2 separate regions of the Homo sapiens genome follow, and region 2 is linked to region 1. Evidence: chromatin contacts called from ENCODE Hi-C or POLR2A ChIA-PET data. All regions are on one chromosome and are shown on one strand. The core of a region is the stretch at or near the end of the contact, and the rest is flanking DNA. Distances in the headings are between cores, read along the strand shown.

What was found. A loop is a pair of places that touch in the nucleus more often than their neighbours do. ChIA-PET counts read pairs that join two places held with the same protein, here RNA polymerase II (POLR2A). Pooled maps may share reads with other maps.
Region 2: a loop to region 1 is called in a map of cardiac septum, with 4 times the contacts of the local background. The contact joins the enhancer-like site here to the promoter of TRIM47 in region 1. A Hi-C loop is called at or near these places in 1 of 168 maps with a recorded cell type or tissue (cardiac septum) and 3 of 50 pooled maps. POLR2A ChIA-PET finds 5 or more read pairs at or near these places in 7 of 52 experiments (BJ, GM12878, H1 and 4 more).

Annotation. Positions count from the first base shown.
Region 1 is chr17:75,877,331-75,883,005 of GRCh38, forward strand. TRIM47 (tripartite motif containing 47) reads right to left here and starts at 1,251. Exons shown (of 6, transcript NM_033452.3): 1 at 544-1,251. The coding sequence starts at 1,218. It also overlaps a transcript of TRIM65 not described here. RefSeq lists enhancers at 1-625, 626-1,541 and silencers at 386-565, 576-955, 1,086-1,435.
Region 2 is chr17:75,804,335-75,810,009 of GRCh38, forward strand. UNK (unk zinc finger) reads left to right here. Exons shown (of 16, transcript NM_001080419.3): 2 at 5,426-5,635. Among named protein-coding and RNA genes, the nearest start is that of UNK, 22 kb to the left of the region's middle. Within about 2 kb of position 2,722, at least 2 of the 41 ENCODE cell types and tissues checked have a DNase peak (open chromatin) inside an H3K27ac peak, as active enhancers do.

The sequences.
Region 1 (5,675 bases), core at 1-2,500:
CAGAGGCGCCAAGACCGGGCTGGAGGCCAAAGGAAACTGGGGGCGGGAGGTAGAGGCCGCGGCTCACATGCTCCCACCACTGGCCCCCGGAACAGCTGGACAGAGAATCTGTGTGCCCGGTCGCCCTCTGCCGCCCTCCTGCCGCCTGCCACACCCATCGAAAGCTGCTGCCTCAGCCCAGGGCAAATCTGAGCTGAGACCGGCGTGACCCTCCGGGCGGGAGCAGCAGCCACGCTACCGGAACCCCGCGGGCCTAACCCGGCTCCCTCCCGCCTACACCCCCATAGACCCCGGCCCGGCTTCAGGTCCCCTGCCCGCTCTTCGCGTCCTTGTCCTGTTCTCACGTCCCTCCTTCCTCCCTTCCCATCTCCATCACCGCCAGCAGATGACCTTGTCAAGGCTGGAAGGGACCGCAAAGATCCTCAGGTTAGAGGAGGAGATTAAGACCCAACCCGGGAAGACTGGGGGGTCCAAGGTCCTCGGCCCGCTCGCGCGCGGTCGGTCACCAGCCCCGGCTCACCCGAGTGTGCCCCCGGAGCCCACCTCCTGAAGCGCGCGCTCCTGCTCCAGCGGCACCAGCTCGTGGCCGCGGTGCTCCTGTGCGGCGCAGGCCTCGCACAGACACACGCGCTCCGCGCGGCAGTAGCGCTCGAGCGGCCGTAGGTGGCGCGGGCACAGGCTCTCCTCTAGCCGGCGCAGCGGCGGCACCAGGCGGTGTCCGCGGAGGGCGGGGCTGCGCTCGTGCGGGCCCAGGTGCGCGGGGCAAAAGGAGGCGAGGCAGGAGAGGCAGGACAGCGCGGCGGGCAGGGCCGCGCCCTCGGGGCACGCGTCGCAGCGCACTGGCTCTTCGCCCGCGGGCCACGGCTCGGGAGCGCAGGGGGCCGACGGCTCCGGGACACTGGGCAGCGCGCTGGGTGCCGAGGGCTCCGGGGCCAGGGCAGGGGCCGGGCCGGGGCCGGACCCGGGGCCCGAGCCCTGGCGGAGCTGCAGCAGCTCGGACAGCGTGTGGTTCTTGCGGAGCTGAAGGCCGTCGGGGAAGGGCTCCTGGCACAGCGGGCAGCGGGCCGCGCCTCCGGGTCCGCCGGCTCCACTCGCGCCACGATGCGGCCAGAGCGCGCCCAGGCAGGCGAGACAGAAGTTGTGGCCGCAGGGCAGCGTCACCGGCTCCCGGAGTGGCTCTAGGCAGATGGGGCAGCTGAAGGGTCCACTGCCGTCCATGACTCCGCGGCCGCCCAGGGCGCCGCCGATTGTGCTCCGGCCTGGGAGGGACCCGGGCCGTTCGCGCCGCGGCACCTCCCCCTGGGACCTAGGCCAGGGCTCCGGCCCCCGCCCGCCCCCAGCTCGGCCCGCCCCGCAGCACCGCCCGCCTGCGGGCCCGCGGACTCCCAGTCCCCGCCCAGACAACGCAGGGAGGCCTCCGAGCCCGCGCGACCCCCAGGGGAGTCCGCGTGGTCCTAAGGAAGGGCGCTGCTGAAAGGGTGTGAAACTGAGTGAGCGCGGGCGGAGAACGCGAGAGGTACAGTGGAAGGAATGGGAAGGACTCAGCCTCCATCCCTCTGGTCCTTCTGGGCCAGGCCAGCGCTCCGCAGGGGCTGGGCGCGTCTAGCTGTGTCATGCCTGCACCTTTGCGCTCGACCCCTCCCTGGCACCCTTAGCAAAGTTCCTGAGCTGCTGACTGCAGAGAAAAATAACTGCTGATGTACATATGTTTTTGCCCCTTAGCGACTCTTTTTTTTTTTTTTTTTGAGACAGAGTTCCTCTCTTGTCGCCCAGGCTGGAGTGCAGGGGCGCTATCTCGGCTCACTGCAACCTCCGCCTCCCGGATTCAAGTGATTCTCCTGCCTTAGCCTCCCAAGTAGCTGGAATTATAGGCGCTTGCCACCACACCAGGCAAATTTTTGTATTTTTTTGTAGAGACGGAGTTTCACCTTGTCCAGGCTGGTCTTGAACTCGTGACCTCAGGTGATCCACCTGCCTCGGCCTCCCAAAGTGCTGGGATTACAGGCGTGAGCCACAGCGCCCAGCTCCTTTAGCGACTCTTTACCCCAAGTAGGGAACTTGGACTTTTCTAGACCTGAAATGGGAAGTTGACGTCATTCCCTAAGTCCCTTGTCTGAGGAATGTAGTTCTGGCCCCTGGACACTGGGGACACCTGTGGTGGGGTTGGGGGTTCCCCAACTGGAAGTATTTAAAGCTCATCTAATTATGCACTTAAAGTGGTGCGTTTTATTGTATGAGTTATATCTCAATAATGTTAAGTTAAAACACTACACCAGAATGACAACAAAATAAGTAAAGTAGCACTGATTATAACCCAAAGTGTAAAATAAACATCTATGAGTCCATGCCGATATAAATAAATAATAAATTAACAAGCTGGGGAGAACAGACATATTTCGCATTGAAAATTCCAAATAATGTTTTTTTATTTTTATTTTTTTAGATGGAGTTTCGCTCTTGTCGCCCAGGCTGGAGTGCAGTGGCGCAATCTCAGCTCACTGCAACCTCTGTCTCCTGGGTTCAAGCGATTCTCCCTCCTCGGACTCTTGAGTAGCTGGGATTACAGGCGCCCGCCACCACATTTGGCTAATTTTTGTATTTTTAGTAGAGACGGGGTTTCACCATGTTGGCCAAGCTGGTCTCGAACTGCTGACTTCAGGTGATCCACCCGCCTCGGCCTCCCAAAGTGCTGGGATTACAGACATGAGCCACCGCACCCAGAGATATCTGTAATTTTGGTTAGTGACAAAGTCACAGGTAACTGCTCATACCACTCTGGTGTATTCTCTCCATTTGGAATAGAAAGAAATGCTGTGTTTCAGTAAGGTGCTGCAGCGTGGCTTCCTTCTGCAGGATCTGAGGGAGACTCTGTCCTGGGCGTCTGTCCCAGCTTCTGGTACTGGCTGGCAATTCTTGGCGTTCCTTGGCTTGTAGCTGTAAGATGCGCTCTAATATCAGTCTCTGTTGTCATTTGCCTTTTCTCTGTGTCTGTGTTCAAATGTCCTTTTTTTTTTTTTTTTTAGGGAGTCTTGCTCTGTTGCCCACTCAAACTGCTGGGCTCGAGTAATCTGCCTGCCTCAGCCTCCCAAAGTGCTAGGATTACAGGCGTGAGCCACTGTGCCCGGTGCCCATTTCCTCTTATCAGGACACCAGTTGTTGGATTAGGGCACGCTCTACTCCAGTATGCCCTCATCTTAACTCAGTCACATCTGAAAATACTCTATTTCCAAATAAGGTCACAGCCACAGGTCCTGGGGGTTAGGATCCGAATACGTCTTTTTCAGGGAACAGGATTCAACCTATAACAGTGCATAAGTAAGGAAATGTTGGAGAGAGGCCCAGGCCCAAATGTGCTAGAGGTCATGCATGTCCCCCGGTGTTCCTGGCCCTCTCTGTGTTCCAGGACCCTGGCCCTTCCCTAAACCTCAGCACACACTGCTGCTTGTCCCACACCCAAACCCTTGTCCACCTCTCCCACCGGGTCTGCATTCCTGCCTCTGTTTCCCCAGCTCTCTAGGCTTGGGGGGTGGGAAAATACCCTCAGGTCCCCTGAGACCAGACTAGAAATGTTCAGAAGGCACTTCATGAGTTCAGAGCTAAAGAGGAGAAAACACAAGCAAAAGAGCACAAATGTGCCGGGTGTGGTGGCTCACGCCTGGAATCCCAGGACTTTGGGAGGCTGAGGCGGGCGGATCACTTGAGGTCACGAGTTCCAGACCAGCCTGGTTAACATGGCGAAACCCCATCTCTACTAAAAATACAAAAAAATTAGCCGGGCGTGGTGGTGCACACACTTGTATTCCCAGCTACTCGGGAGTCTGAGGCAGGAGAATCGCTTGAACCAAGGAGGCAGAGGTTGTGCCACTGTACTCTCCAGCCTCGGTGACACAGCGAGACTCCATCTCAAAAAAAAAAAAAAAAAAAAAAGAAAAGAAAAGAAGAAAGAAAGAAGGAGGGACCCAGCCTCTTGGGGAGGGAGCTGGCTCTCCAGGCACTCAGGAACCCCTGTCTTAGTGTGTCTGGGCTGCTATCCCAGAACACCAGAGACTGGGTGGCTTATACACAACAGACACTCCTCACAGTTCTGGAGGCTGGAAGTCTGCGATCACGGTGACAGCACAGTCAGGGTTCCAGTGAGAGCTGCTTCCTGGGTTGTAGATGGCTGCCTTCCCACTGTGTCCTCACATGGCCAAGAGACAGCCAGAGAGCCTTTGGGGCCCCTTGGACAAGGGCACTCATGCCATGAATGAGGCTCCGCCCACCTGAAGACCCCACCTCCTAGGACCATCACCTTAGGGGTCAGGATCTCAACACATCAATTCTGAGGGTACACACACATTCAGACTGTTGCAACTCCAAGTGCCAAAAGAGCGGTGCAATCTGCTCCTGGGGGCTCCATGGGAAAGGCTGGGGAACTGTGGAAGTGGCATTTGAGCTGGGCTTTCACAGACTGCCAGGACTCAGGCGGGCAGAGACTGGGGTGGGAAAAGACCTTCCGGGCAGAGGGAGTAGCAGAGGGAGCCGGCCTGGGTGTGTCTGATTTGGCAGGAGGGTGGGTAATGAGTTCCATACATTGGTTTCCACCAAGAGCACTAGAGCACTTGATCAGGACTATCACTTGTTTGCCAAGCCCCAGGAGCGGTTGGGAGGCCCAGGCATCAGTGCCACCCTGCTCCGTGGCTTTGGTGCCCAGGCTGCCTGGGTTTGGTGAGGCCACAAACCTGCCTGGTTCTGGAAGGAGGGGGTGCCTTTCCGGTTGGGTCCCAGCCAACCCTCTGCTCCCCACCCACAGCCTGCTGTCCTCCCTGCTTGAAAAGATCTGCTCCCCAGGAGGAAAGCACAGAGATGCGGTTTGTCAGTGTGGTGGCATCTTGCTACTTCTTTTCTTTTTTTTTCAAATGGAGTCTCGCTCTGTCGCCCAGGCTGGAGTTCAGTGGCGCAATCTCATCTCACTGCAACCTCCACCTTCTGGGTTCAAGCGATTCTCCTGCTTCAGCCTCCCCAGTAGCTGGGATTACAGGCATGCATCACCACGCTCGGCTAAATTTTGTATTTTTTAGTGGCGATGGGGTTTCACCATGTTGGCCAGGCTGGTCTCAAACCCCTGACCTCAGGTGATCTGCCTGCCTCGGCCTCCCAAAGTGCTGGGATTACAGACGTGAGCCACCGCGCCCAGCCTGGCATCTTGCTATTTCATTTCCATTTCCAGAGTTTTGAAGTTGTTTGCCTAGTGTATTAGTTCACTTCAAAATGAATTGTCTAAGAGTCAAGGGCAAGGGTAACTGGCACCATGTGAGCTCAGCATGTTCACACCTGCCCTCATTCTGTCTGTCCAAGGACCCTATCCTAAAGGATGGCAACTGGAATTCCGATAGGTACCATGTCTTGCCAGAGGTCACATAACTTGTCCTGCAGAGGAAGCAGAATTTAAGCTCAAGAGGTTGCAGCTTGAATAATTATAAATCTCACATATGACTGTCTGGCTGTAGTAGTAGTGCTTGAGAAAAAAAGGAAAAAAATCAAACAAAAACAAGTGGCTGGGTGTGGTGGTTCACGCCTATAATCCTGGGACTTTGGGAGCCAAGGCACGAGGACTTGAGCTCAGGAGTTTGAGACCAGCCTGGGCAACACATTAAGACCCTGTCTCTGGAAAAAAAAAAAACAAAAACAAAAAG
Region 2 (5,675 bases), core at 1,472-3,971, 72 kb before region 1:
ATCCCAGCTACTCAGGAGGCTGAGGCAGGGGAATCGCTTGAGTGTGGGAGACAGAGGTTGCAGTGAGCTGAGATCACGCTGCTGCACTCCTGCCTGGGCGACAGAGTGAGACTCCATCTAAAAAATAAAAATAAAAAATCCATTAATCTGCGCAACTGAGTTTATGCCAAATCTTCAACTGGAAGAGATTAAAAGAGAAGTATTAAGATTAATAGAATTCTGGCCAGGCATGGTGGCTCATGCCTGTAATCCCAGCACATTGGGAGGTTGAGGCGGGCGGATCACCTGAGGTCAGGAGTTCAAGACCAGCCTGGGCAAATATGGTGAAACACTGTCTCTACTAAAAAATACAAAAATTAGCCAGGTGTGGTCACGGGCACCTGTAATCCCAGCTACTCGGGAGGCTGAGGCAGGAAGAATCGCTTGAACCTGGGAAGCAGAGGTTGCAGTGAGCCGAGATTGCGCCACTGCACTCCAGCCTGGTCAACAGAGCGAGACTCTGTCTTAAAAAAAAAATTAGTAGAATTCTACAATTGTCATCTAAGAGATGGATATCCTGAATAAAAATTATATTCTTGGCCGGGTGCAGTGGCTCACGCCTGTAATCCCAGCACTTTGGGAGGCTAAGGCGGGTGGATCACGAGGTCAGGAGATCGAGACCACAGTGAAACCCCGTCTCTACTAACAATACAAAAAATTAGCCGGGCGTGGTGGCAGGCGCCTGTAATCCCAGCTACTTGGGAGGCTGAGGCAGGAGAATGGCGTGAACCCAGGAGGCAGAGCTTGCAGTGAGCTGAGATTGCGCCACTGCACTCCAGCCTGGGCACAGAGCGAGACTCCATCTCAAAAAAAAAAAAAAAATATTATATGCTTGAGCCTTGGCAACACAGTGAAACCCCATCTCTACAAAAAATACAAAAATTAGCTGGGCATGGTGGCTGTGGTCCCAGCTACCTGGGAGGCTGAAGTGGGAGGATCGCCTGAGCCCAGGAGGTTGAGGCTGCAGTGAGCTATTGCGCCACTGCACTCCAGCCTGGGTGACAGAGTGAGACTGTCTCAAAAAGGAAAAAAAAAAAAAAAACAAGCCCACATGCTTGTGGAATGTTATCAGCATTTAGCAATACCTATGTATGTGAAAAGACATTTTCAAAGATGAAATACATAAAAATCTCATTACAGGCCAGGTGTGGTGGCTCACACCTGTAATCCCAGCACTTTGGGAGGTCAAAGCAGGGGAGGATTACTTGAGCTCAGGAGTTCATGACCAGCCCGGGTAACATAGCGAGATCTTATCTGTACTAAAAATAAAAAAAATTTAGCTGGGCATGGGGGCACGCGCCTATAGTCCAGCTACTCCAGAGGCTGAGGTGGGAGGATCACTTGAGCTCAGGAGGTTAAGGCTGCAGTGAGCCCTGCTTGAGCCGCTGCACTCCAGCCTGGGCAACAGAGCGAGCCCCTGCCTTATAAAAAGAAAAATGTGTGTGTGTGTGTGTGTGTGTGTGTGTGTGTGTATAATATATATGTATGTATTATAGAATCAGAATTAACAATGAACATTTGTAATCCATTTTGATGAAAGGGATCCCCCAACTTTGCAAATTGTTATCCCCTCAAAAAGAAATCTAAAGTCCGCTGGGCGTGGTGGCTCACGCCTGTAATCCTAGCACTTTGGGAGACTGAGGCGCTTGAACCCCAGGGGCAGAGATTGCAGTGAGCTGAGATCACACCACTTCACTCTATCCTGGGCAAAAAAGCGAGACTCCGTCTCAAAAAAAAAAAAAAAAAGAAATCTAAAGTCTAAAATATTTACCATCTGGTCCTTTACAAGAAGAGTTTGCTGGCCGGGCACAGGGGCTCATGCCTGTAATCCCGGCACTTTGGGAGGCCGAGGCGGGCGGATCGCAAGTTCAGGAGATCAAGACCATCTGGCTAACATGGTGAAACCCCGTCTCTACTAAAAATACAAAAAAAAAAATTAGCCAGGCGTGGTAGCATGCACCTGTAGTCTCAGCTACTTGGGAGGCTGAGGCAGGAGAATTGCTTGAACCTGGGAGGCAGAGGTTGCGGTGAGTGAGCCAAGATCGCACCACTGCACTCTAGCCTGGGCGACAGAGGGAGACTCCGTCTCAAAAAAAAAAAAGCAAGAGTTAAATTTTGGGCCGGGCGCGGTGGCTCACGCCTGTAATCCCAGCACTTTGGGAAGCCGAGGCGGGCGAATCACAAGGTCAGGAGTTCGAGACCAGCCTGGCCAACATGGTGAAACCCTGTCTTTACTAAAAATAGAAAACATTAGCTGGGCGTGGTGGCGGGTGCCTGTAATCCCAGCTACTAGGGAGGCTGAGGCAGGAGAATTGCTTGAACCTGGGAGGCAGAGATTGCAGTGAGCTGAGATTGCGCCACTGCACTCTAGCCCAGGCAACAGTGTGAGACTCCGTCTCAAAAAAATAATAATAATAGTAAGAGTTAAATTCGGGCTCTAGGAAGAGGGTTGAGCACCATGCAGTGTCATCTGGACAGAGAAAGGCCAGAAACAGGGAAGTCAGTTTAGGAAAAGGTCTTAAGTCCCTGACCCAGGGCAGTGGGAATGGAAGTGAAGAGGCTTAACATGGAATCTGTAGCTCACTGTCTGTCCTGATCTGTGAGAGCCCTGCCAGCCAGAGCCTCTGTGGAGTCTCATCTGCACGTGGCACTGTGGACATGTCTGCCCCAAGTCAGCAGGCTCACCAGGTCTAGCCCCTGTCCTCGGGGACCTTTCCTTCTCCAGGACAGACTGTGCCCAGAGGCAGGCTGAACATATCCTAGGTTTCTCCTCCTGCCTCCCTGTGCTTTCATGAGGCACTGACACCAGGCAGGCATGTGTCACTCTTAGAACTACCAGGTTTAGCAAATAAAAATAAAGGATGCCAGCTGGGAATAGTGGCGTATACCTGCAATCCCAGCTACTCTGGAGACTGGGGCAGGAGGATTGCCTGAGGCTGAGAGTTTGAGGCTGTGGTATGCCATGATTGAGCCTGTGAACAGCCACTGCACTCCAGCCTGGGCAACATAACAAGACCCTGTCTCTTAAAAACAAAACAGGATGCCAGTTACGTTGGAAACAGATAATTTATGTATTTATGTATTTATTTATTTATTTTTGAGATGGAGTTTTGCTCTTATTGCCCTGGCTGGAGTGCAATGGCACGATCTTGGCTCACTGCAACCTCCGCCTCCTGGGTTCAGGTACTTCTACCTCAGCCTCCTGAGTAGCTGGGACTACAGGCACACGCCACCACGCCCAGCTAATTTTTGTATTCTTTTAGTGGAGACATGGTTTCACCAGGTTGGCCAGGATGGTCTCGATCTGTTGACCTTGTGATCTGCCCGTCTTAGCCTCCCAAAGTGCTGGGATTACAGGCATGAGCCACCGTGCCCAGCCGTTTTTTTATATTTTTAGTAGAGACCGGGTTTCAGCAGTTTGGCCAGTCTGGTCTTGAACTCCAGACCTCAGGTGATCCGCCCGCCCCAGCTTCCCAAAGTGCTAGGATTACAGGCATGAGCCACCGTGCCTGACCAGAAGCAGATAATTTCTTTAGGATAAGTATGTCCCATGCAATATTTGAGACTTAATTAGGCTAAAATATTATTCATTGCTTATATGAGATTCCAGTTTAACTGGATGTTCCTTCCTTAATCTGCCCATTCTAACCATGCCTCACTCTTCTGTGTTCCTGGCTCGGGGCCCAGCTTCCCTCTTTCAGGAAAGTTCCTTCTCTCCCATTTTCTGTTACCTCCTGAGGTAGTTTCTTTGTGGGTCCAAAAAGTCAGGAAGAGGATGTACCTCCCAGGAGAGGGATGGTCCTACCAGTTTGAGGAATGGGTATCCCAGCTCAGTGCCAGGCGTGGTACCTTTGTGTAGCAGGAGGGCACAGCTTTTTGTCTAACCAGACAGTAAAGGAGAAGAACCTTTGCTTCAAATGCCAAAGGGACCAGAAGAGCATCAGGCCATAGGGAGGCTTCCAGATTTCTGCCTGGGGTCTTCAGGATGTACCTGGAGCCCAGAGATGAGGCCCTTGAAATTTGCAGTTTGCCTCCTGTACCTCACCTCATCCTCCTTTTCTCTTTTCCAGTTCCCTTCCTATTCCACGCACATCCACGAAGGTACTGGGAGCTCTTAGAACCAGACATACTCTGTTTCTAAGCTCATACTGTTTCTGTTCCAAAAACACCTTCAAATTCTTCATCCACTAGTACCTCTCCTCCCCTCTTCCCCCTTCCTCCTTCCTGCATCCCAGCCTGGGTCGAGGATCCCTTTTTTGGATTGACTTCTGTTCCCTTCATGCTTCTTTCTGCAGTCTCCAAGCCTCTGGCACCATCCTTCTCGATGACGTTAGATGTCCTATCCCAAGCCATTTGTTGCTTGCATTTTTAGGCTCGAGAGACTAAAGAGAACTATACTAACTGCCTGTCCTTCTGGGGCCAGGGGCAGGGGAGCCCAGTCTAGGAGACCCCCCAACCTAGACACATGTAGCAAACAAAAACCCAGATGTAAGGGGGTAAGTGGGTCTGGGGCCTTCCACTGGGTGGAATGTGGGAGAAGAGATTTGGGAGTGTCTTGGCTGTTACACATGCAGGGCAGAGGAGAGAGACCAGTGAAGGTTGGGAGGAGGCGGCCAAAAGGAGACAGCTTCATGCCCCCAGGACATAAATAGCCCGGCTGCTGCAGGTACTCACATGAGGTGACACGACTGGGGACAGAACAGGCTGGAGCGGCGGGGGCGGGGGCGGGGGCGGGGGGGCGGGTATCTTCAGAACTTCAGTATGAGATTTTCCCCAAGCACAGATCTAGGTAGTGCTAGGAAATGTCTCTGGGCGGAGGCGGGCAGACAGGACGGTAATTACTGAGTCAGTAGTCCCGAGGGATGCCTTGTGACCTGGGCTTTCAGCTTCAGAGCTGAAAAGCCTAAGTGCTTATCTGTAGATTTCTCCTCTCAGCCCACAGCCCCAGCTCATGGTACAGGCAAGGCCTGCAACAACAGGCAGGTGGACCTGGGTAGCAGAGGCCTGTAGAGTTTGGCAGAGGCGCCTCATGCTCTTATTTGCAGCCCTTTGCCTGTGATTAGTGGTTTGGCTTGGGAAACCTTGGAAAGGGCTCAGAGAACCAAGCTGCTGATTAACGCCACAGCTGGTCAACACAGCGGACAGCTGACCGCCGAGGTCCCTGTGGTCTGTGGTTCCTGCCTTTCAGGCTGGTGTGGGACTGGGGTGTTGGTTTGGATCCTAGAGCTGAGGTGTAGCCTTACAGCTCTGGGTCTCTCCTGGTGTTCCAGTGGAACTAGCACCCCAGAGCAGGGCCCTCAGGGGACTTGGCGGCTAACTTCTTGCTGGGAAGCAAGAGACTTCATTCTCTGCTCCCGGCCTGCCCCACGCGGGGCTCTCTCTGCAGGTACCTGAAAGAATTCCGCACAGAGCAGTGCCCACTCTTTGTGCAACACAAATGCACGCAGCATCGGCCCTACACCTGCTTCCACTGGCACTTCGTGAACCAGCGGCGCCGCCGGTCCATCCGCCGTCGGGACGGCACCTTCAATTACAGCCCTGACGTCTACTGCACCAAGTACGACGAGGCTACAGGCCTCTGCCCGGAGGGCGACGAGTGAGTGACCCAGCCTGTCCTCAGAGGAGCCCCGTGTCTC